Regions from separate parts of the Homo sapiens genome. Here regions 1 and 2 are each linked to region 3. A link is a loop called in an ENCODE intact Hi-C map of the cell type or tissue named here. Cell type or tissue: A673. All regions are shown on one strand.

Region 1 (8,000 bases), 560 kb after region 3:
TCAATGTAACTGAATACTCTGACCTTTTGATATTTCTGAGGCACTAGCAAAATATTTTCTAGTCACATCCTTGGCTTTCTTTTCAGACTAGGTATTCCTAACAGTGAATATCCTATTTTAACATGTTTTGGAATCTGAATAGGTTGATAATTTCTCAAATATCAAGTTATGAATATGTTTTGCTCAACAATTATTCCCTAAATCTCTCTCTCTCCTCTCACGTTACTACAAACAGCAAGAAAAAGCCAGAGTGCACCTTCAACACTTTTGTTGCTTACAAATCACCTTAGCTAAAATCTAAGTTCATTGTTTACAAGTTTTGCTTTCCACATAACCACAGGGTACAATTCAGCTAAGTTTTCTGCCACTGTGTAAGAAGGGTCCCCTTTCCTTCAGTTTATAATAAAAATTCTTTATATCCATCTGAGCCCTCAATGGCAGTTCCTTCAATGTCTATACCTAACCAATGCTCGCTTATGATAATTTAGGAATATTCAGAGGTGATTTAGATTTTCTCTCTACCATGCTCTTCACTTTCTTCTAAGTCCTCAATAATAGAGTCACCAATAACCATATTTCTACTGAAAGTCTATTTAAGGCAATCTAGGCTTTTTCTATCATGCTCCTAAAAATTCATCCAGCATCTGCCCATTGCCCAGTTCCAAAGCCACTTCCATATTTTTTAGGTATTTCTTACACCAGCACCACACTTCCATGCAGGAAAATTTGTATTCGTTTCCTATTGCTGCTCAAACAAATCACCACAAACTTAGTGACTTAAATCAACACAAATCTATTATCTCACAGTTCTGGAGATCAGAAGTCCAAAATGAGTCTCATTGGTCTAAAATCAAGGTATCAGTAGCACTACATTCCTTCTGGAGGCTGTAAGAGAAAACTCATTTTCTTGCCTTTTTCAGCATCTAAAAACTGCCTGCAGTCCTTGGCTTGTGGCCCACTATCACCTTTAAAGCCACCAGTGGCCAGACTAGTTTTTCTCATATCACATCACTCTACACTGACTATTCTGCTTCCTTCTCCCCATTTCAAAAGATTCTTCTGATTACACAGGGCTCACCCAGATAACCTATGATAGCCTCCTAATCTTAAAGTCAGCTGATGAGCAAACTTAACTTCCCCTTGCTGTATAACGTAACCTATTGTTTGGTTCCAAGAATTAAGACATGAACATCTATGCAGGACCATTATTCTGCCCACCATAATATATATTTCCATAATGATAAATTTTCAATTCTGCTCTATTAGTATAGCCTACCATGTAACCTGGTTCCTGCTTTCCTCATATACTTTATTTCATATCACATGCCCTATGTTTCTACTTCTCTAGACTTCCTCCACGTTCTCAAATGCACATTCATCCCATGCTCAGAACCTTGCTCACACACTAGTCCCTTTGCCTATCCCCATAGCTTCTCTTCTTTGGACTACTCTTACATATCCTTCAACTATCAGCTTAAATGACTATTCTTCAAAGATGGTTTCCCTGAGCCTGAGACTCCCCTAACTAAAATATAGATTCCCATTATATCTTCAGTTTTTCTTCATATAATTTATCTTAATGGTGATTAGGTCTGTAACTATGTAATTGTTCAACGGCTATTTTTAAGACACTATGAAATCAAAGTTAAGTTCTAACGTCTTCATTTGTTATGTGCCTAACACCTAGCAGTATGCTAGTTTCCCAAAAATAACTTATTTGAAAGAATGAAAGTAACTCGCTTAATTGTCATAACAATGATCATTTTATAATTGAGGGTACTGGAGCTTAGAGAAATTAAGTAACTTCACCACAGTAAAACAACTAATGAAATTCCACCTCAGTCTATCTTGTTTCTAAGTGCATCTCTTAAACACTGTGTTATTCCACACTATTTGGGCACCAACAGCCATCACTTCAAAGTCCACAGATGCTCACCAACCATCATACTGAAGACAAATTAGTGCCACCTCGATTTCCTCAATGCAGTTACCTTTGCCTACTAAAGTCCATGGTCTATTACCAAATGCCTATTTCACTCTGCGTAACACTGGCATAAGAGGAGACGTACGACCTTTTTTTCCCTTTAAAACCTTAAAGTTTTTTACAAATAACTACTAAGCTTATTTTCAACTTAACAACTTGTAAAAAAAACATGCTTTGATTTTATCCACTTCTCTTCTATGGATTAATGAGATTATAAAATCTGTTAACACTTCAGAAGAAATTGTATTAAACCAACAGAGGAAATTATCTACTTTGGGAACCTGGCCAGATTAATTGTTAAAATCAAAGATCTAAAAATCATGCTAACATTGCTAGAAAGTCCTAGAATGGTGCTTCTGTATACTCTCATTCCTGATCCCTCATGTACAGAGAGGAAAAAAACATTATTATGATCATTATCTTGGGGAATACTTCCTAGATTTTAGAAAGTAGAACCCTTTATAACCTTTCATAGGTCTTTTTATTGTCTACATTCACTCCTCTAATTTTTAAAAGCATAATAAGTGTATTTTTGTGGCTGCAAGTCAGATTATAGCTAGAAATGACTAGAAAATTGCCTGGATTCCTTTTTTGAAAATTATGGTAATTGGCAAAGATCAAAAGCCATATTTATTAAGGTGTAATCTAATTTAGCATCTTATTACTTGAATTTCCAAAACAACTATAAATCAAATTTCAACAACAACAAAACCATTTTAGTGATACTATAGTTGCTATTATTATTTTTAAAACATATGACTTTAAAATATATTTCCATTTGTTTTTATTAGGTATAGATAATAATAAATTTACGAGTTTCAAAAGGTATTGAATTGCATGCATCTCAAAATCCACTAAGGAGAAAAACTGGCACAAGGAAAAGCAATATTAAATGAGCAAAAATCACTGGGAAAGTATATGTTGAGATTTCTTTATTTTAAAGCTAAAAGACAGAAGAAGATGGTTACATTACTGCAGGAAAAATTTGATGGTCCAAAAATCTCTTCCATCTATTTAGAACATATCTGATAGCACAAAGAAACTTATATGATAGGTTCATATGAAACCTGAGAGCATCTCACGGATTTTGTAATTTGTTACTATTCCTGCTATGACTATGTATAGTGTATATGTATATACCGTACAAAATATCTGCAGCACCCTCAACTCACTGTAAATAGAATCTATAAAATCTTCAGTCTGTATATTTTTTTCTCTCTAAAGCCAAAGGAAATCTCAATGAAGCAGCAAGACTCGGAACTGACTTCTTAACAAGTTTCCAAATGCTATTAGCAAAGACCTTGCCAAGGTAATGCGAAATTCCATGCATGGCCAAAGGGCCACCTTTTGTCAATTTCATAATCCGAATCTTAGAATAAAAGAAATCACAAGAGCATAATCAATACATCAGTAATATATGCCTACTGAGAACATGGCATGCAGGAAATACTTGCTGATTGATTGGTTATATTAAATAAAGTCCATAATTTGGCAGAAAATGAAATTTTACACCTTCAAATCTCATAAACCATATTTGTTAGGCATTTACTCTGTCTAAATATTGAGCTCGGCATCAACAAGGAAGGAAAAACAACCAATTCATCAATGTACATGGATATCTAGTTACTATGGACAATTCAAACAAAACATTTTATATGCCTTATGTATTTTGAACACCTACCTTGAAGAATTTGACAATTTAAATAAAAATGAATAACTAAACATTTTTAATTAACCAGGAAAAGTTATCGATTCCTGAGACTATTTCCTAAAAATGGTTTAATTTTCTAGCATCAGAATATAAAATGCACAGTCCTGAAGGTTTCTATTTGTGACAGATCAGACACTCTTCAGAGGAAACTAGGTAGAATACTAATAAAATTTAAAGGAGCTTTGTAAATTTTAAGAGCACTACAATACCATTTGTTTATTAGGAGCTTTAGATTCCATAAAGCTTTCCAGTTACTCGAATTGGCAGTCCTGAAATAACTTTGTTTCCAGTTCATAGGGATTAAAAATCAGAGATAAAAACAACACAATACAAAACAACAACAACAAAAAAAAAAAAACAGAAGGTTAACCCTACTGACACTTCTATTCAACTGTGTGAAATTCTGCTGACAATGTAGCCTTATCTTCTTTATTATATTTGGTCATTGTTTTTAAAGGATTCAATATCCAAGCCCCACCCTCTTATAAAAGACCCTTAAGTGAATAAAACATTACCATAAATATTTGTTACAATAAAAAATTAACTTAAACATAAAATTTAAACAATAATTTTTAAGCCAGAAAATTGCATTTTAATTTTTTATAAGAGCAAACTTGTTTTAAGTAAATGTAACACATGTGAATTTCCTCCTTTCCCAACTCTAAGCTTTGGTTTTAGTGTCCATGGTGACACATACTGGCTATATCAGGCAACAACACCACTACAGAAACACTCAAGTTTTATTTTATTTCTATTTCTTGGTAGCATATTTTCCGAAGTGGTTTCCTTTTGCATATCCAACTCTTTAGTAATTATGAATTGCACTTTCAAAGCCATGGCACCAAAATAACAACAACAACAACAAAAATCTGGGTGAGGTAGGGCAAGAAGCTTTAGTCCATTAGATATGTTAAACCAAACTCCATTCTCTTTTGCCTTCATGTATTCTTCACCATACATGAATCTAGTCTGTCTGTACACGTTTAGCTACCTTTTAGAAGCTCTTATTACGGCAACTTTCCACAAACAAGCAATCCTCAAAAGCTCTAATCAAAGTTGAAGGTTTGCTGCATTGGAATTTGCTTCTGACTGCACAACACATTTAAATATAATTTGAGATGTAGACATTTGTGCCCAGCCAATATCCATTGACTTCAAAAAAAAGTTGTAAAATCGTAAGTACACAATTAATGATAATATGAGATACACTTCTAGATTAACATTTACTTGAAATCTTTCCAAAATACTTTTGAGACCATTATTCCCTTTCTCTTGTTATTGGTGGATGAAGGAAGAATGAGGGTCTTTCAAAGATAAATTTTGCCTCAAATATACTGCGACTGTGATATGCAGTAAGTAAAAATATTCAGAGGCATTAATTTTTCCAGAAAGCTACCCCCATAAAACAATTCCTCCAAGCAGGGCACCATCGTACCTGAAACTTTCAGAGATCAGTGTCTTAACTAAGATTAAGCTATCCTTTTTCCTACCTAAATCAATTTCACCCAAACGAGGCGTTTGTGTTATAATTCATTGTTCCCCAGATTCTAAAATCAACCATCTGCCATAGGAGTTTCTGCTCAGTAATTAAGGGACTATCCATTAGAACTGGCAAGAGTACAAAGTACGAAGGAGAAGGGTGAGGCAGGGGAGAAAAAACCACTTAAAAGAGATAGGGATATGTGTCTCACACTGGCCCTTCTACACCTCAGCTAAAGTACTGTCATCCATGAGGCAATACAAAGTTAGGACAAGCGGCAAGAGCAACTCCTGCCGGGGTTATCGGAACTGAAATCACAGTGGGGATGCAGCACGCCGGGCATACCTTGAAAGAGAAAGGCTTTCGTCCCATTATGCAGCCCCGGGACCTGACGCACTCCGGTCGTGGACTCCCCAAGTTCTAACTCTGTTAAGACGTCAATCTGTAGGGAAGGGTCCACACCAAGCCCCCAAACTGGTGAGGGGTATGAGGTGGGAGAGAGAAAAAGGAAAAGCTCCATCAAAATGCAAGTCTCTTCCTCCAGGGCAGCAAAGAACCGCGTTTTCGCGACAATATTGGGAACTGAAGATGAGAGGCGACTGCCTCCTCCTCCGCCGAGAGCCTTACCTGAGATCAGCAGCCAAGCTTTAAATAGCGGAGCACCCAGTCCCGTTTCCATGACCTCCTTTAAACCCTTCTCTCTGCAAAGTTCCCCCTCAGCCCTCCGACCCTGGACTAGGGGCGTGATCCGCCTCGCGGTCTCCAAGGCAAGCACAGAAAAAAAAAAAATCCATATCCAAACCCGCCCCCTTACTCCAAGCTTCCCACTCCAGACCTACTTTGGGTCCGGGAAAAGCGAGGCTTCCCCAGCCAGCCCATGCTGCCCCGAGGCGGGAGCCATCCCTTTCCCCAGCCCCAGCTCTGCGGCCACTCACCTGCTCCGAGACCGAAGATCAAACAGAATGTTCTCAGTAAGACCCGAGACTCCATGGTGCGGATCAGCTCAGTCCATCGTCTCCCTCTTTAAAAATAAAAATAAAAATCGAAGAGGTTCTTGGAATCAAGCGGGAAAATAACGTTTGTCTCTCCTGCTGCTGCCTCGGATTTACTGATCAGTAGGATTAATACGCTTTGGTTGCCTAAGAAAGAAAAGGGAGGCCTCCCCAGGCGCGTGAAGAACTTAGACCCTCCAATGCGCACATCATTCCCACACGCAGGGCCGAGGCGGCAGCGCGGCCCGGAGGGGGCCCGGAGGGAGGGGTCGGACTCGCCCCGGCGCGGCTCCGTCGGGGAATTAGCTCCCGAGCCGAATAAAAGCAGCCAAAGACTCGCACACCCGGTAGAAGGGGGGCGGCCCCAAGAAAGCCCGGGCTGGGGCGGCCCCGCACCCCCCCGTCTTCCCCGCCGCCCGAACCTGTTGTAAAGGCAGAGACAATGGAGAAAGCTCCGGGAGACGCGCGGAGAGACTGCTCCTCCGGGGAGGGAGGGGCGGGCCGGGGGAGGCGGGGTAAGGAGGAGGGAGGGGCCGCCGAGGGCGAGGCCGGCGCTCAGCGTCGGTCTCCCGCACGGTCTCCTGGATGCCAAACCCGGTCTAGGGAGCCCAGGAGCCGTTGCAGCCTCAGCTCTTCTCCCTCCCTCTCTCGATGACCCGGGCAATGCCAACCTCCTTTCGGGATTGAAAGCTCTAAATCCAAGGTGCTAAGTTGATGGGCGGTCTTTGCTCTCACCCCTCGATTTCGGGCGCGTGTCTTGAAAGACAGGAGAGAAAAAAGACCACCCAGCTGCAGGAGGCAAGGCTGGAGCGAGTAGCGCTCGCCTGCCCTTTAAGCAAAGGAGGGAAGCCCATGTGCACTCGTGCACTGGGCTCCGGAGCAGCCCCGGGGTGCAGGGCACTCCCCCTCCAGGGCGTGCGGAGGAAGGCCACCAAAACACGCTGCACTGCCGAGGTGGAGCTGGGCAAAGTAGGTAGAGACTGGTGGGGACGGATGGCGAGCCTGGGAAGCCCCGGGTGTCCTGGTGGAGAGGTTCCCTGCCGGGGGCGGGGCGCTGGAGAGCTTCCCCGGCGCGGAGAGCTTCCCGGGCGCGGAGAGCGCAGAGAACTTGGCCAGGAGGTGCTGGACAGCTCCGGAACCCGCGCGCCCCCTGCCAAATAAAGCGTGGAGACCCGGACTCGGGCTCTCTGGGACCAGCATACAGCAGAAGGCAAGGGGAACTGAGCCAGGGCGTCTGTTCACGCCGAAATATCTACCTACATAGAGGAGATGGTTAGAGAGAGAGAGAGAGAGAGAAATAAATAAATACGTAAATAAGCAGAGGGAGGAGATGGAGCCCAGGCGAGAGAGAAGAGCCATCCCACTGTTGACCACACTCATGCAGGCTCTACCTGCCCTTCACCACATATGTCCGGGACCATAAAAGTGGTGTCCTTTGAGATCCATTTTTCAGCAGGCACATGTATGTTCAAGATCAATGGTACATAATATTTTTTGAACATAGCCCTAAAATTTTTAGGTAAATTTTGAGGAATGGCATTCCACTTTCATTTTGGAAAAGTTAAGAGTTTAAAAAACCATTATGGTATTAATCTGTACAAAGATCAATTGGGTTTCTTAACCTTCCATGCAAACATGTGGGTACTGAATTCTCCAACTGGATACTAACAGCTACAGTTACCAAAATGCCTACTGGGTAGTCTGAGCCCCCTGCAAGGCAGGAGTATAATATACATTTTATCTATAGATATATAGTTATAGATATTATCATATAGTGGAATACATATACTATATTATACTATAGGGAAAGAGGTATTTTTAGATCTGCCCTTA
Region 2 (8,000 bases), 570 kb after region 3:
TTATACTTCATCAAAATTAAAAACTTCTAGCTTTTTGAAAGATACCATCAAGAAAATTAAAAGTCAAGCAATAAAATAGGACAAAATATTAAAGGACTTGTATTCAGATTATATAAATAACTCTTATAATTCAGTAGGACCAAAAAATTCAATTAAAAAAGATAGGCAAAATATTTATTTTTTGCACTTTTTTAAAATTAATACATAATAGATGTACATAGTTTTGAGGTATATGAGATAATTTAATACACTCATATAATTTGTAAAGATCAAATAAGTGTATTGGAATATCCATCATCTTAAATATTTGCATTTTCTTTATGTTAGAACCATCCAAATTATTCTCTTCTAGCTATTTTGAAATGTGCAATAGATTATTGTAAACTATAGTCACCCTACTGATCTATGTTAACACTAAGTCTTATTTCTTGTGTCCAATCATATATTTGTACCATTAATCAACTTCTCTTCATCCTCCCCTCCCCGCTAAACTTCCCAGCCTCTGATAAGCAACAATATAATCTCTGTCTTTATGAGATCTATTTTTTTTTAGCTCCCATATATGAGTGACAACATGCGATATTAATCTTTTTGTGTTTGGCTGATTCTACTTCACATAATTACCTCCTATTTACTGAATATTATTGCATGTGTACATATACTACCTTTTCTTCATCCATTCATCCAGTGATAGACACTTAGTTTGATTCGTAGTTTGGCTACTGTGAATAGTGCTGAATGAGCATGGGAGTGCGTATGCCTTTTTGATATATTGATTTCCTTTCTCTTGGATAAATAGCCAGTAGTGGAATTGCTGTATCATATGGCAGCTCTTTTTTAGTTTTTGTTTGTTTGTTTGCTTGTTTTAGCAATGAGATTTCACTATATTCCACCGGCTGGTCTCGAACTCCTGGGCTTAAGCGAACTTCCTGCCTCGGCCTTCCAAAGTGCTGGGATTACAGGTGTGAGCTACTGCATCTGGCCCTTATTTTTGGTTTTTTGAGAAGCCTCCATACTTTTCTCAAAAGTGGCCGTAGTAATTTACATTTCCACCAAGAGTATACAAGGGTTCCCCTTTCTCCATATCCTCACTAGCATCCATTATTGCCTGTCTTTTTTATAAAAGCCGTTTTAACTGGGGGGAGACACCAATCTCATCAGAATTTTGCATTTATCTGGTGATTAGTGATGTTGAGCATTTTTTTCATATACCTATTGGTCATGTGTGTGTCTTCTTTTGAGAAATGTCTGTTCAGATTTTTACCCATTTTTTAATCAAATTATTTGGGGTTTGGGGGGATTATTGTGTGTGTGTGTGTGTGTGTGTTGTTGTTGTTGTTGTTTTTGTTGTTGTTGTTTTGCTATTGAGTTGTTTGAGCTCCTTATATTCTGGTTATTAATCCCTTGTCAGGTGGGTACTTTGCAAATATTTTCTCCCACTTTGTGGGTTGTCTCTTTCGTTTTGTTGATTGTTTCCTTTGCTGTGCAGAAGATTTTTAGCTTGATGCAATCCCATTTGTCTAATTTTGCTTTGGTTCTCTGTGCTTTTGAGGTCTTACACAAAAACTCTTTGCTGAGACCAATATCCTGGAGCATTGGCCTAATGTTTTCTTCTAGTAGTTTCATAGTTTCAGTATTAGAGTTAAGCCTTTAATCCATTTTGATATGATTTGATTTTTGTGTATGGTGAGAGATAGCAGACTAGTTTCAATCTTCTGCATATGTTTACCCAATTTTCCCAGAACCACTCATTGAAGACTGTCTTTTCCCCATTGTATGTTCTTGGCACCTTTGTTGAAGATGAATTGGCTCAAAATGTGTGAATCTATATCTGGGTCCACTACTTTGTTCCATTGGTCTATGTATCTGTTTTTATGCCAGTATCATGCTGATTTGGTTACTATAGCTTTGTAGCAAATTTTAAAGTCAGGTATTGTGATGCCTTTGGTTTTGTTCTTTCGGCTAAGGATTACTTTAGCTATTTGAGGTCTTTCGTGGTTCTAAATAAATTTAGGATTTTATCTAATTCTGTGATGAATGAACAGTTGGTTTTTTTTTTTTTTTTGAAAGTTAAACTATTTGACAAACCTTCACCTGGACTAAGAAAAAAAGAGAGAAGACCCAAATAAATAAAATCGGAAATGAAAAAGGGGACATAACAAATTAGACAACAGAAATGCAAAGAATGATTAGAGACTATAATGAATAACTGTACATCAACAAACTGTAAAACCTAAAAATAAAGAAAAAAAATTAAAATTAAGAAGCAATATATCAAACTGGGAATGATTAGGTATGATATAAAAAGGAATAGTAAGCGGGATAAAATAATTTTATAGCAAAGGTGGCTTTCCATACAAATCATATTCTTATTCACGTGTCGACAATAGGAAGTATAAGAGATGACCTATTTGGAACATGGGAGGGGATTAGGTTTTAGTCAACATTCTTCGTATTCACCAAAGAATGTTGTGTGAATGTGGAATCATGATACAACTGCCATAAAATAAAAAAAAAATAAATAAATAAATAAGAGAAGTATTGCTTCAAACACAGTTCTAAAAGCAACATAGTAAAAAGAAAGGAGTTTGGAACTTAGGAGCTCTGGGGTCGAGTCCCTGTCCCTGCTTTCCTAAGCCAGACACAAATTCCCTGCACCTGTTATCAGAGTTGCATAATAACTAATGCCTATCTACCCAAGGACTGCTGGGGGTCAAGTCTACATTGCCATGCTGTACATGAATGCCAGTTCTTCCTGTTGTTGTGACCTTAAACTATGCCACATCAGGATTGGCCTATTTTTATCACTCCCTCTTTGTGAGGCCAAATAATGGTAATTTAAATCAGACCATAGGAATAGGCAAGGAAAAGAGAACTGGAAATGTAAATAAGGTTTACCAAACAGCACTGTAAGAGAACTGAAAATGTGAATAAGGTTTACCAAATAGCACTAGTGACCTTTACTGGTTAGAAAAATATATACAGCATTCCGGGCACAGGACTGACTTACTGGCTTATCATATGCATTAGTCTTCAAGAGCCATGAGTCATCAGTTCAAAAGCTTATCCCACCATGCAGCCCTTATTTTTAACTGCCAATAGACAAGCAGAGTGAGCATTGGCTGCTTTTTCAATACACTACGGTACTTAATGTTCATCTGAATAGAATGAAGCATCCACATGGACCCAGCCGGTGAGCTGGCTTCTGGTCCTGTTTAAGGTTTTCTATTAAAAGATAGGGCTTTGCCTATCATTAGGGGACAAGTGACTGTTAACGTGAAAGGCTAAATACCAGAATATTCTTAGTGATATCCAGAAATCGGCTTTACTTATATCAGATTTTTTTCTCTTCAGCCTGTAAACTTAAATCCATAAACAATAAATATAGCAGTCATTAAAAATTCCATTTTCAAAGGGAGATTTTTATTTTATTCTGCCTCTGCTACCGTCAAAAATAATTCTCTTTTTCTAAGGCTATACGTAGTCCACACCTTAAAGAAAATTTATTAAGTTCAGTCCTCAGGATGCAATAATTCAAAATCTTTCCTGACTCATCACATAATTATTGCTAGTGCTCAGCTACTGCCATTAGAATCTTCTTTTTGATGAACATGTAGTTGCTAGATGGAAATCTTAGGCCGGGTTTCCCAAATGCATGTCTTGAGAACAGGGATAAGCTTATGTTAGTATCTAAAAAGGCTGGCAGGGATCCAGATTCAGCATTAGTTCAGCCAAAGTGTCTGTTCACATGTATCATTTAGTCCTCTGACAGGAATAAATGCCCCTAGAGTTCCGTCACTCTGCTAGAGCCTCCCTCTATCTCCAGCTTGACAGTCTTGGCCAAAGGCTGGAGCTGAGAATGCAAACATAAAGAAAGAGCTGCTGAGTGAGCAAGAAAATAAATGTGGGAGTGGCACAGGTGCTGTTCAGGTCATCCTTATCCTTTCCCTATACAGGCTGACTCTTAGTATTCACAGCGCTAAGTACAGGACTTGCCGGGAAGACTGGCCATCATTTAGGATCATATAATAGAAAAGCATGTAAAGTTCTCATTTTGCAAACCACGACACAGACAAGTCAAGTAATTTGTTCAAAATCACGCAACTAATTAATTTCAGAGTAGCTCTTAAGCCTTGTTCTCCAACTTTATTCATTTATTCAAGAGGTATTTGTGGAGGTGACTCCAGAGTTCATTCTCTAAACCCCTTCTCTATAGCTGTCTCCTTTAAAAGTTGTTAGAAAACTTAATCTAGTGAATTCCAGGCTTAGTCAATCACGTCTATGTTTTTTTCAGGTCACCTCCAGTTTAAAACCAGTTCAAAATTTTCTCCCCCCATATCATTGCCCCCAAGGGTTCACACATTTATTTTTCTTTATTTTCTTTATTTTTTTATTTTATTTTATTTTATTTTTTTTGATACAGAGTCTCACTCTGTCACCCAGGCTGGAGTACAATGGTGGCATCTTGGCTCACCGCAATCTCCACCTCCTGGGTTCAAGCGATTCTCTCACCCCAGCCTCCTGAGTAGCTGGGATTACAGGCACCCGCCATCATGCCAGGCTAATTTCTGTATTTCTGTAGAGACAGGGTTTCATCATGTTAGCAAGGCTGGTCTTGAACTCCTGACCTCAGGTGATCCACCCGCCTCGGCATCCCCAAGTTCTAGGACTACAGGCGTAAGCCACCGCACCCAGCAGGGTTCATACATTTCATTATGACTACTAGTAGTGGAAAAGGCACCTTCTCTATCGCTGCCCCTCCAGGTTAAGATATGCTACTGGTGTCCAAATTAACCCCTACTATTTGGTCATCTGCCCCCTTCTGAGGTGTTCTTCACTCAGAGGACACCATACTTGTTCTCCATGCCCTGCCATTATGGCTACAGCTTTTTGAGTTTACTAGGCCTACCAGCTATCCAAATAACAATTTCAAATAGACTGGCACCCAGAAGAGAGGTCTGGACTATACCAGTGATGATACCTAAGGCCATGGGAGCAGATCTTGCTAAAATTATCCACACTCCAATCCCTAGCAGATTCACATGCAATATGCACCTTCTAATAATGTTCTTGTAGTTCTTCTGCAGGATGTCCCCATAAAGGGTCCTCTGCTCTCGGCTCAGAAACTACCACTGCTGGAGCTCGGACCCAATGGGGCCATGTTCCTTACAAGTTAAGATCTTCCATGTTATTGTCATTGTTGTATTATTGAATTTTTGTTCATTCTTAATTTTTAAAGTGATTAGATGTTATTCTCTTTAAATTTTTTCTCTTTATTTGTAACACTGATTTTTTTTCCTCCTGTGGGTCATGATTCTGTATAGAAAAGGGATTTTTCTACCTTTCCCACTAGACTGAAAGCTCTACTGTAAGAACAGAGCTTGAGTCTACCTTAGTCATATGATTAAGGGCCAAGCATGACATCAGGCAGAAAATTGGAGCTCAATGCATGCATATTTGTTTAATCAAGTTGAAATGGAATTTCCTCTCTCTCCTCTTATTTAATTGGGTAGAATATGGTTCCATCCCCTGCCTTGAGAGGATCTCAGAACAATATGTTTTGCTAATTATGCAAATATATTTATCAACTGTATGAGTAAAGTAGCCTATAATTTAAAGACTGAGGACTTGTTTTCAAACACATCACAGTAATGAAATGAGCCTATTCCAACAGTATATTCATGGTGCTATGGTTTCCTTTCTAAGCCTGGTGATTGTTTCACACTGGGCAAGACATCTGGTGAAGTTGAGAGGCTGTCACCCAGCTGAGAGAATATGTGCATGGTTGGGAGTAGAATTTCCTTACATCTTTTTAAAGATATGAGCATTTGAAAATGAAATCATTATGTGAAGATCAATATATGAAGGTGCAAGAGTGAACAGTTTACTGGGATGACTTGAGTAGAGGTAGAAATGCCATCAGAGTGACAGACAGCATCCCAGGCTTCTACTTCCAATTCTGTTACTGTCCAACTGGGCAGGTCAAAGAATCTTCTCCATCACCACCACCATGCTACTAGCATCATGATTATCATAATAATATCTAACCCATATAAAGTGCTTACCAGCTTTCAAGCTCTGTGCTTAAAAGTTTTCATGGATCATTTCCTTTAAACAATCATCAAAAATAGCCCTATAAGGTAAATCTTCTTCTTATCAAACTATTACTGATGAAGAAACCAGGGCTGGGCGCAGTGGCTCATGCCTGTAATCCCAGCACTTTGGGAGGCCGAGGCAGGCAGATCACGAGGTCAGGAGATCAAGACCATTCTGGCTAACATGATGAAACCCCATCTCTACTAAAAATACAAAAACATTAGCCAGGAGTGGTGGTGGGCGCCTGTACTCCCAGCTACTCGGGAGGCTGAGGCAGGAGAATGGCGTGAACCCGGGAGGCGGAGCTTGCAGTGAGCCGAGATCGCACCACTGCACTCCAGGCTGGGCGACAGAGCGAGACTCTGTCTCAAAAAAAAAAAAAAAAAAAAAAGAAACCAAATTCAACATTAGTAAGGAGCACAATTCAACATCAGTAAGGAGCACAATTGAGCTTTGCATTTATTTTAACAATCTGATCCCAAGATCCAAACTATTAAAAAAAATCATAATCCTACAGAGGATGTTATTTAAACTCATTTGGAAATTCACATACCAAAGAAACTGTGATTCACAATACTCTATCAGTCCACATAGTCATTTCCTAGGGCTGCCATAACAAATTTCCACAAACTGGGTGGCTTAACCCAACAGAAATTTATTATCTTACAATTCTGGAGGTTAGAAGTCTGAAATCAGGTAATGGTAGAATCATGCTCCCTGTGAAGCCCCTAGAGAAGGATCCTCACTTGCCTCTTCCTGCCTCTGGCAGACCCAGGAATTTCCTGGTTTGTGGCAGCAGAACTCCAATCTCTGACTCCAACACCCAAATTCTTAATCAGTTCTTTCTATAGAACCCTTTGAGCCTCAGTTTTCTCTCCAATTTTCTCTATCAGATATAAAGTTAATACATCAAGTCATTTTCAATTCTGAAATTTTATTATTCTAAATAAAACATAGCCAAATTAACCCTTAACATATTTAGAAATATATGTATAATCACATAATCATGATTTTGCCAATAATAATTTCACATATAGGATCAGTCCTCACTTAACTAACAAGTGTTAGCATTATTTTAAACACAGCTAAATTAAGTATTTCTGGGATCTGCTTGGTATCTCTTTACCACTCAGAGAGGGTAGAGGGAGAGTTAGTGGCTTCCTCATTGCATATCAGGAGTAACTGCCGAGCAGGCACCTGTTCTGTCTTAAACCAGACTGACTATAGGATTTGATGTTAGCTGTGTTCCTGTGCCCAGTACCGAAGCAAGCATGACGGATGGGGTGCCCCAAGCCTTCTAATTTTGAATGTCCATGTAGCATCCTAAATAATGAGAATAAGAGCTATCACTGAAGAATTTTCTTCCTGCCCTTAGGACAGTATCCAAAATCCTAAACTTGGCCTACAGAAGTGCTTTCCCAAACCATCTGTGGCAACAGACTAATTCTTTTTAAATCCCTAATCCATTGTGAATCAACAGATTAAAGATTTTTAAATTTATGTTTATAAAGTATAATAAAATTAAATTCTAGAAAAATAAACGAAAAAGACATACAAACTCAACAGACCTAAAACTGCATTTCAACACATCTACTTAGAACAAATCTAACAGGAAAAAAATAGAGAAATTCTACACATTGTTCAATGAAAGTTTGTATTTAGGAGATTAAAATGGAGAATTGTTAATTATGCTCATAAGTTTAGTCATCCATAATCATAAAAAACAAAAAGTTATAAAGCAAATAGCAAGTCCCTGTATTAAATTACTTTACACACACTTTGAATGAACATTATGTATATCAATAGTTGAGCTTGTTTTCCTGCTTGTTAACTTATCTAGGTTGGCTTGATGACAATGTTACTCTCAGGGGATAACATACATCTATGTTTTGTTCTATTAACAA
Region 3 (8,000 bases):
TACTGTGAGCTGTCTGTTTACTCTGCTTTTCATTTTGCTGTACGAAAGCTCTTTATTTAATTAGGTCTCACTTGTCAATTTTTGGCTTTGTTGCAGTTGCTTTTGAGGACTTAGTCATAAGTTCTTTGCCAATCCTGTTATCTACAATGTTATTTTCTAGGTTTTCTTTTATGATTTTTATAGCTTGAGATTTTACATTTAAATCTTTAATCCCATCTTGAGTTAGTTTTTCTATATGGTGAAAAGTAGGGGGACAGTTTCATTCTTCTGCATATGACTATCCAGTTATCTCAGCACCATTTATTACATATGGAGTTCTTTCCTTATTGCTTATTTTTGTTGACTTTGTCAAAGGTCAGATGGCTGTAGGTGTGCAGCTTGTTTCTGGGTTCACTTTTCAGATCTATTATTCTGTCTGTCTGTTTTTGTACCAATATCATGCTGTTTTGATTACTGTAGCCATGTAGTGTAGTTTGAAGTCAGGTAGTGTGATGCCTCTGGCTTTGTTCTTTTTGCTTAGCATTGCTTTGGCTATTCAGGCTCTCTTTTGGTTCAATATGAGTTTTAGAATAATTTTTTATAATTCTGTGAAAAAAGACATTGATAGTTTGAAGGAATAGTGTTGAATCTGCAGATTACTTTGAGCAGTATGGACGTTTTAATGACATTAATTCTTTCAGTCTATGAGCATGGAATGTTTTTCCATTTGTGTCATCTCTGATTTTTTTCAGCAGTGTTTTGTAGTTCTCCTTGTAGAGATATTTTATATCCTTAGTTGGTTGTATTCCTAGGTACTTTTTTGTGTGGGTGGGTATTGTAAGTGAGATTATGTCCTTGATTTGGCTCTCAGCTTGAACCTCTTTGGTGTATAGAAATGGTACTGATTTTTATATGCTGATTTTGTGTCCTGAAACTTTACTAAAGTTGTTTATCTGGTCTAGGAGCCTTTGGCAGAGGCTTTAGGGTTTTCTAGGCATAGAATCATATTGTCTGCAAAACTGAGATAGTTTGACTTGCTCTTTTCCTATTGATGCGTTTTATTCTTTCTCTTGCCTGATTGCTCTGGCTAGGACTTCCAACACTATGTTGAATAGGGTTGGTAACAGGATCCTTGTCTTGTTCCAGTTCTCATGGGGAATACTTCCAGCTTTTGCCCAGTCAGAATGATGTTGACTGTAGATTTTTTATAGATGACTCTTATTTTTTTGATGTATGTTCCTTCAAGGGCTTATTTGTTGAGGTTTTATAATGAAGGGAGGTTGGATTTTATCAAAAGCCTTTTATACTTCTATTAAGATGATCATACAGTTTTGGTTTTTAATTCTGGTTTTGTGGTGAATCACATTTATTTAGTTTTGTGTGTTGAACCAACTGGCATCTCAGGAATAAAGCCTACTTGATTGTGGTGACTTAACTTTTTGATATGCTGCTGGATTTCATTTGGCAGTTTTTTTTCTTTTTTTGAGGATTTTTGTGTCTATGTTTATCAGGGATATTGGCCTGTAGTTTCTTCTTCTTTTTTTTTTTTTTTTTAAGACAAAGTCTCACTCTGTCGCCAAGGTTGGAGTGCAGTGGCGCAATTTCAGCTCACTGCAACCTCCGCCTCCTGGGTTCAAGGGATTCTCCTGCCTCAGCCTCCTGAGTAGCTGGGACTACAGGCTAGTTTTCTTTTTACATTGTGCCTTTATCAGTTTATGGTATCAGGGTGATACTAGCTTCATAGTATGAGTTAGGCAGGAGCCCATCCTCCTCCATTTTTTGAAATAGTTTCAATAGAATTAGTACGAGCTCTTCTCTGTACATGTAGTAAAATTCAGCTGTGAATCCATCTGATCCAGAGCTTTTTTGTATGTAGGTTTTTTTGACTAATTCAATTTTGTAACTGGGTATTGGTATGTTCAATGTTTCAATTTCTTCCTGATTCACTGTTGGGGCTTGTGTGTTTCCAGGAATTTATCCATTTCTTCTAGAGTTTCTAGTTTGTGTGCATAGAGGTGTTCATAATATTCTCTGAGAATCTTTTGTGTTTCTGTGGAATTGGTTGTAATATCACCTTTGTTGTTTCAAATTGCACTTTTTTGGATCTTCTCTTTTATTTGTTAATCTAGCTAGCAGTCTATCTGTCTTGTTTCGTCTTTCAGAGAGCCAACTTTTGGGTTCATTGATGCTTTGTATGGATTTTGGGGTCTGAATTTCATTCAATTCTGCTCTTATTTTAATAATTTCTTTTCTTCTGCTAGCTTTGGAGTTAGTTTATTCTTAGTTTTCTAGTTCCTCTAGATGTGATACCAAACTGTAAATTTGAGATCTTCCTAACTTCTTGAAGTAGATGTTTAGAGCTATAAATTTTCCTGTCAACACTGTTTTTGCTTCATCCAAGAGATTTTGCTATGTTGTGTTGACTGTTCGTTTCTTTCAAAGAATTTTTTACTTTCTGCCTTAAATTCATTGTTTACCCAAAAATTGTTCAGAGAAAAGTAGTTTAATTTCCAAGTAATTGTGTGGTTTTCAGATACCTTCTTGGTTTTGATTTTATTTGTATTCCACTGTGGTCAGAGCATATGGTGGGTATGATTTCTATTTTTTCTAATCTGTTGAGACTTGCTTTATGGCTGAGCACTATTGTGTGGTGGGCTAAGGCTTTTCATAGATATAGGAGTATTTGTATTATTAATGTGGGTGCTCCGATGTTGGGTGCACATATACTTAGGATTATTAAATCTTCTTGTTGAATTGAACCTTTCATCATTATATAATGTCCTTCTTTTTCCTATTTTATTATTGCTGGCTTAAAGTCTGTTTTATCTGATATAAAAATAGCAATGATATAAAAATAGCAACCCCTGTTCTTTTTTGTTTTCCATTTTCATGATAGATCTTTCTTTCTCCAGTTCTTTACTTTGAGCCTGTAAGTGTCATTTCCTGTGAGAGGGGTCTCTGGAAGACAGGAGACAGACTTTTTAATCCAGTTTACCACTCTCTGTGTCTTCTTAGTGAAGCATTTAGACTATTTTCACTCAAGGTTAATATTGTCATGTGTGGTTTTAATCCTATGGTGAAATTATTAACTGGTTGCTTTGTAGTTCCTGTTATATAATTGCTCTATAGGGTCTGTGAACTATAGACTTACATGTATTTTTGTGGTAGCAGGTATTGTTATTTTGTTTCCATTTTTAAAATTCCCTTAAGGACCTCTTTTAAGCCTGGTCTAATGGAGATACATTCTCTTAGCGTTTTTTTATTGTTGGGGGTGTCTGGAAAACATTGTATTTTTACTTTGCTTATAAAGCTTAGTTTGATGGGATATGGAATTCTTGGTTGAAATTTCTTTCCCTTAAGGATGCTGAAAATAGGCCCCCAATCTCTTCTGGCTTGTAATATTTCAGCTGAGACATATGCTTTTAAATTGATGGGATTCCATTTGTGCATGGTCTGAACTTTTTCTCTAGCTGCCTTTAAGATTTTTTCTTTAGCATTGTCCTTGGGCAGTTTAATGACTATATGCCTTGATGATGTTCTTTTTGTATGGTATCTCACAGGTGTTCTCTGGATTTCTTGTTCCTGGGTGTCTACCTCTTTAAAAATACTAGGGACACTCTTTGTACTATTGCTTCAAATATGTTTTCCAGATTGTTTACTTTTTCTCCTCCTCTCTCAGGAATGCCAGTAATTTATAAATTTGTTTGCTTTACATAATCCCATATTTTTCAGACTTTGTTCATTAAAATTTTTTTTCTTTATTTTAGTCTGACTTGATTAATTCAAAAGACTAGTCTTCTAGCTCTGTAATTCTTTTTCTGTTTGGTGTAGTATATTGATAAAACCTTCAATTGTATTTTGAAATTCTTTAATTGAATTTTTCAATCCTGGAAGCTCTGACTGATTTTCTTTAAAGATGTTTATCTCCTTCTTCATTTCCTGGATTTCTTCAGAAATTTCTTTTTCTTTTTCTTTTTTTTTTTTTTTTTGGCTTTCATCCTTGTCTTGAATCTTGTTGAGCCTCCTTGCAATCCAAGCTTTGCATTCTTAATCCGTCATTTCTGAGTGTCTGTTTTAGTCAGGGACCATTGCTGGAGATCTAGTGTGATCCTTTGGTGGAGTCACAATATTCAGATTTTTCATGGTATGAGAAAAGTTGCACTGGTTCTTTCTCATCTGGAGACACTGGCACTTCTAATTTTTGTAATTATTAATATTTTCATGTGAATAGGATTTTCCCCTTTCTTTCCCTATTATATATATATATATGTTTTTTTTTTTAATTTTTCTTTGTTTTTCTCCCTAGTGGGTGTAACTGTAAAGAATGTTGGCTAGGGTCTTTTGGCTTTGCTTCATTTTTTTGTTTTTGTTTTTGTTTTTGAGACAAAGTTTCACACTTGTTGCCCAGGCTGGAGTGCAAATGGCGCAATCTCAGCTTACTGAAACCTCTGCCTCCAGGGTTCAAGCAATCCTCCTGCCTCAGCCTCCCAAGTAGGTGGGATTACAGGTGCCTGCCACTACACCTGACTAATTTTTTGTATTTTTAGTAGAGACAGGATTTCACCATGTTGGCCAGGCTAGTCTCGAACTCCTGACCTCAGGTGATCCACCAGCCTGGCCTTGGCTTTGCTTCTATAGCCCTATGCACTTCTGTCAGCTGGTTTTATGTTGGACTGTGTGGTTCTACCTACAGGCCAGTAGATGGCACTTATGGGTAAAAGTCAGCTCTGGCCAACGTGAACGGGTATATATTTCAACCTTGTTTACTGGGAGGTCTCTGATGCTGCAGGCAATGGGCTGAACTGTTTAGTGCACAGTGGTCTTAGCTCCCTACTCACCACCACATGAGGGAACCAAGAGAGTAGGGCCTGGACTGGGCAGGCTCACCTACAGCCACTCAATGGCAGGTACTAGCACCAGCACCTAATGCGTGGCCACCTAGCGCCCAGAGGTATGTCTAGGCATGGAGCTTGGTAACCTGCTTGGCCCTAAGTTCTCTGCATGGGGAGGGGTGACGGCCCGAACTCCTAATCCAGTAGAGTGGATGCACCTGGAGATCTTCCTGGGCATGTAGCATAGGGGGCCGTACTGCACCACAGTCTCTCCACAGAAAGTGTGGGGCAACTCAGGCCACTGACCCAGGCAAGGGGGTACTTCAGATGCCTGGAGATATGCCTAAGCATGGAGTGGAGAGGGTCCTGTTACATCACAATCTATGCACAGGAGGGGTGGGAGACTCAGGCTGCTGGTCCATGATAGGAAGTGCTCTGATTGTCTGGAGATCTGCCTGCATGCGTGGAACAGAAGAGGCCCTGCTACACTCTAATCTATGTACGTTAAGGTGAGATGGCTCAGGCTACTAGTCCAGGAGAGTAGGTGCTCTGAATACCTGGAGTTCTGCCTGGATGTGTAGCAGAGAGGGCCCTGCTACACCCTAATCTATCCACAGGAAAGGTAGGGTGGCTAAGGTTGCTGATCCAGGCAACAGGGTGCTCCATCTGCATGGAGATTTGCCTGGGCATGAAGTGGAGAGAATCCTGCTACAAGCCAATTTATGCACAGGAAAGGTGGGGTGGCTCAGGCTGGTAATCCAGAAGAGCAGGTGTTCTCAATGGCCAGAAATCTGCCAGGGTATGGAGCAGAGAGGACCCCACTGCATCCCAGTCTATGCACAGGAAGGGTGGGGCAGCTCAGCCTACTGATCCAGGAGAGTGGGTGCTCTGACTGCCTAGGCATGGAGCAGAGAGGTCTCTGCTGCACCACAATCTAGGCACAGAGAGGGTGGGATGACTCAGGATGCAAATTCATGTAAGTGGGTGCTCCAAATGCCTGGAAATCTGCCTAGGCATGGAGCAGAGAGTGTCCCCTGCACCATGATCTCAGGTGAGCAGGATGGAGCTCCCAGCAAGGTCACACACAGGCCATTTCCAGGTGGCCAAGCTAGGCCTGGCTACAAGTCTCATTGCTCAAGAGAAACTGTCGCTGTAGCAGCTTCCCTCTCACCCTAGAACTACACACGGGGAGCACAATTCCAGCACCTACAACTGGGGCACTGTCCACACGCACCATTCAATTCTGGCTATGGAGGCCTCTACTCAGCACCAGAGCAAGCTCTGCAATCTCTGATCCAAGACTATAATGCCTGCATGGCCATGCTGCTGGGTTGTCAAAGAATTACTGACTTTGTATGCACCTGGATTAAAAATGGCATCCTGCTCTCCATCCTGAGTCTGGGAAAATGCCTGCAGGAATTCCTGGTATCTTTTCCTCTCAATGTCCCCAAGCCTCACCCCAAGCTAGTCCCAAGGCTTGGGAGAAACAAAATGCTCTTTCTTGTCCTGGGTTGCATGGATCCCCATTGGAAAAGTGACTCACAGAGGGAGGCTCTCTGCCCACCCCCTGTTCTGGGTCTTCACTCACTTTTATTTACCAAATGCCTTCCCAGGGGCTGCTTGCCCACCTTCTCCTCCCTGGGGTCTGGGACGTCCTTCACTGTCTTAATGGGTTCCCGTTTTCCCTTTTGAATTAAAATTCATGCATTTGAATTAAAATGTATGATTTTGCTGTTTCCAAGTGGCTAAGACACACTGCAAGCTTCTAATCCGCTGTCTTGGAAGAAAAATAATGCATTTTCTGATGACGTAAATACAAAAGTGCTAAGTTCTTACATTTATTAAATGAGTGTAGAAATAAGATCTGGTGGCTGCATTCACTTTGTCTTCTGACTACCAGTTAATTCAATATTTAAAATTCATTCTTTGGTTTTCATAAAATTACCTATTTTTTTTCTTGGCTCAAAACCTAACTATATGTCTCTTTCTTTCCAGTCCAGTTTGTCAAATTTCCTTCCTCTAGCTGTCCATTATACATACTCTGTGATTCTGCCCTGTGTTTCCTTATCTTCTCATCCAAGTTATTTTTTAAGGCAGTTCTGTTCACTGCCATGGCCTAACAGCCTCCCAATAGGCTAGTCTTTCTCAAATCTTCCTCAAGCCCTAAGACTTCTGCTGAATTTCAGACCTGGATATCTAACTGGCAACCAGCTCTATCCACCTGGATGTTTACGTGGGCATCTCTGGTTCATCATGTCTAAAACCAAGCTATCATCAACCCTTCAAACAGTTATCTATCCAGTCACTCACACCAAAAAACCTTTTAAAAATCCAAGATTTCTCTTTCCTACTTATCTTCCAGTCAGCCATCATGCCTATATATTCTTCTTGCCAAATATCTTTTGAATCTGCCCCTCCTTTAGACTCTTATCACCTATACCTTACAGTTCATGTTACCATCAACTTTTGCCTATATTAGTACAAAGCCCTTTCTCTTCTTTTGGTCTTACTCCATTATTCCAAAGTAATCTTTTTAACACCAAAATCTTATCTTCAAAATTCTTTAAATAATAATTCATTTGCATGTCATCTATACAAGGCCTTTTATCATCTAGCTCATGCCTAGCTTCTGACCTTCTCTTCCTGGTCATTATCACCACCTTCCCTCTCCTACCCCCACCTCTTGCATTTTACACTCTATTAAATTTTGAAATACTTGTTGATTACCGAATTCTGCCTTTTTAAAATAGTACAGACCTTTGCATGTGCAATACAAGGGCATCTCCCCAGTGTGCGTGCTTCACTGCCCTCAGCCATCCAACCCTCAGCTTATATGCTGTCCTCTCTGTGAAGTCTCATCTGCCTCTCTCAAATAAACTTTAGTGCTTCTTTTATTATTTGTTCATGGCAATTTTTAAATATTTCGATTAGAGTTATTTTACTCTTCCATTTAAATTTGTTTGGATGTATTTAATTGTTTTACTAAAAAGTTGTAAGAATTGCCTAGAATAGTTCACGTCAGACACAGAGAATATTCAACAGATGTTGGCTGAATTTAGACCAGCACCTAAACTAGTTCCTTTCAGGTCATTGGGACTCAATATTCACATTTTAAAGAAAAGATTTTAGAGTATTCTCAACTGGGAGCAATTTTATTTTTTCATTTCTTTAGAATTTCGGATCAATGTA

The links. Hi-C counts contacts between places; a loop is a spot of excess contacts. Peaks named below come from ENCODE experiments on the same cell type or tissue, not always from the same donor. Only the 100,000 strongest peaks of a DNase experiment are listed, where the experiment ranks them.
Region 1: it touches region 3 in a loop (5-fold over the local background); 2 of 110 quality-filtered maps call a loop at or near these places.
Region 2: a loop joins it to region 3, with 5 times the contacts of the local background. A loop is called at or near these places in 2 of 110 quality-filtered maps.

Annotation. Positions count from the first base shown.
Region 1 is chr12:44,869,705-44,877,704 of GRCh38, forward strand. It overlaps NELL2 (neural EGFL like 2), which reads right to left and starts at 6,611. Exons shown (of 20, transcript NM_001145108.2): 1 at 6,111-6,611; 2 at 5,521-5,649. The coding sequence starts at 6,165. RefSeq lists enhancers at 6,734-7,235, 7,236-7,735. In A673, CTCF peaks have their summits at 4,419, 4,621 and 7,082; DNase peaks (open chromatin) are centred at 4,387, 5,997, 6,637, 7,027 and 1 weaker place; H3K4me3 peaks cover 6,313 bases; H3K27ac peaks cover 4,932 bases.
Region 2 is chr12:44,886,333-44,894,332 of GRCh38, forward strand. It overlaps a transcript of NELL2 not described here. Among named protein-coding and RNA genes, the nearest start is that of NELL2, 14 kb to the left of the region's middle. In A673, no CTCF peak of the experiment used is centred here; DNase peaks (open chromatin) are centred at 489, 3,079, 3,699 and 5,489; H3K27ac peaks cover 6,825 bases.
Region 3 is chr12:44,313,052-44,321,051 of GRCh38, forward strand. All of the region lies in intron 6 of TMEM117 (transmembrane protein 117), which reads left to right. LOC124902922 (a long non-coding RNA gene) reads left to right here. Exons shown (of 2, transcript XR_007063281.1): 1 at 1-8,000. Among named protein-coding and RNA genes, the nearest start is that of TMEM117, 480 kb to the left of the region's middle. In A673, a CTCF peak has its summit at 4,675 (motif pointing right); a DNase peak (open chromatin) is centred at 4,700.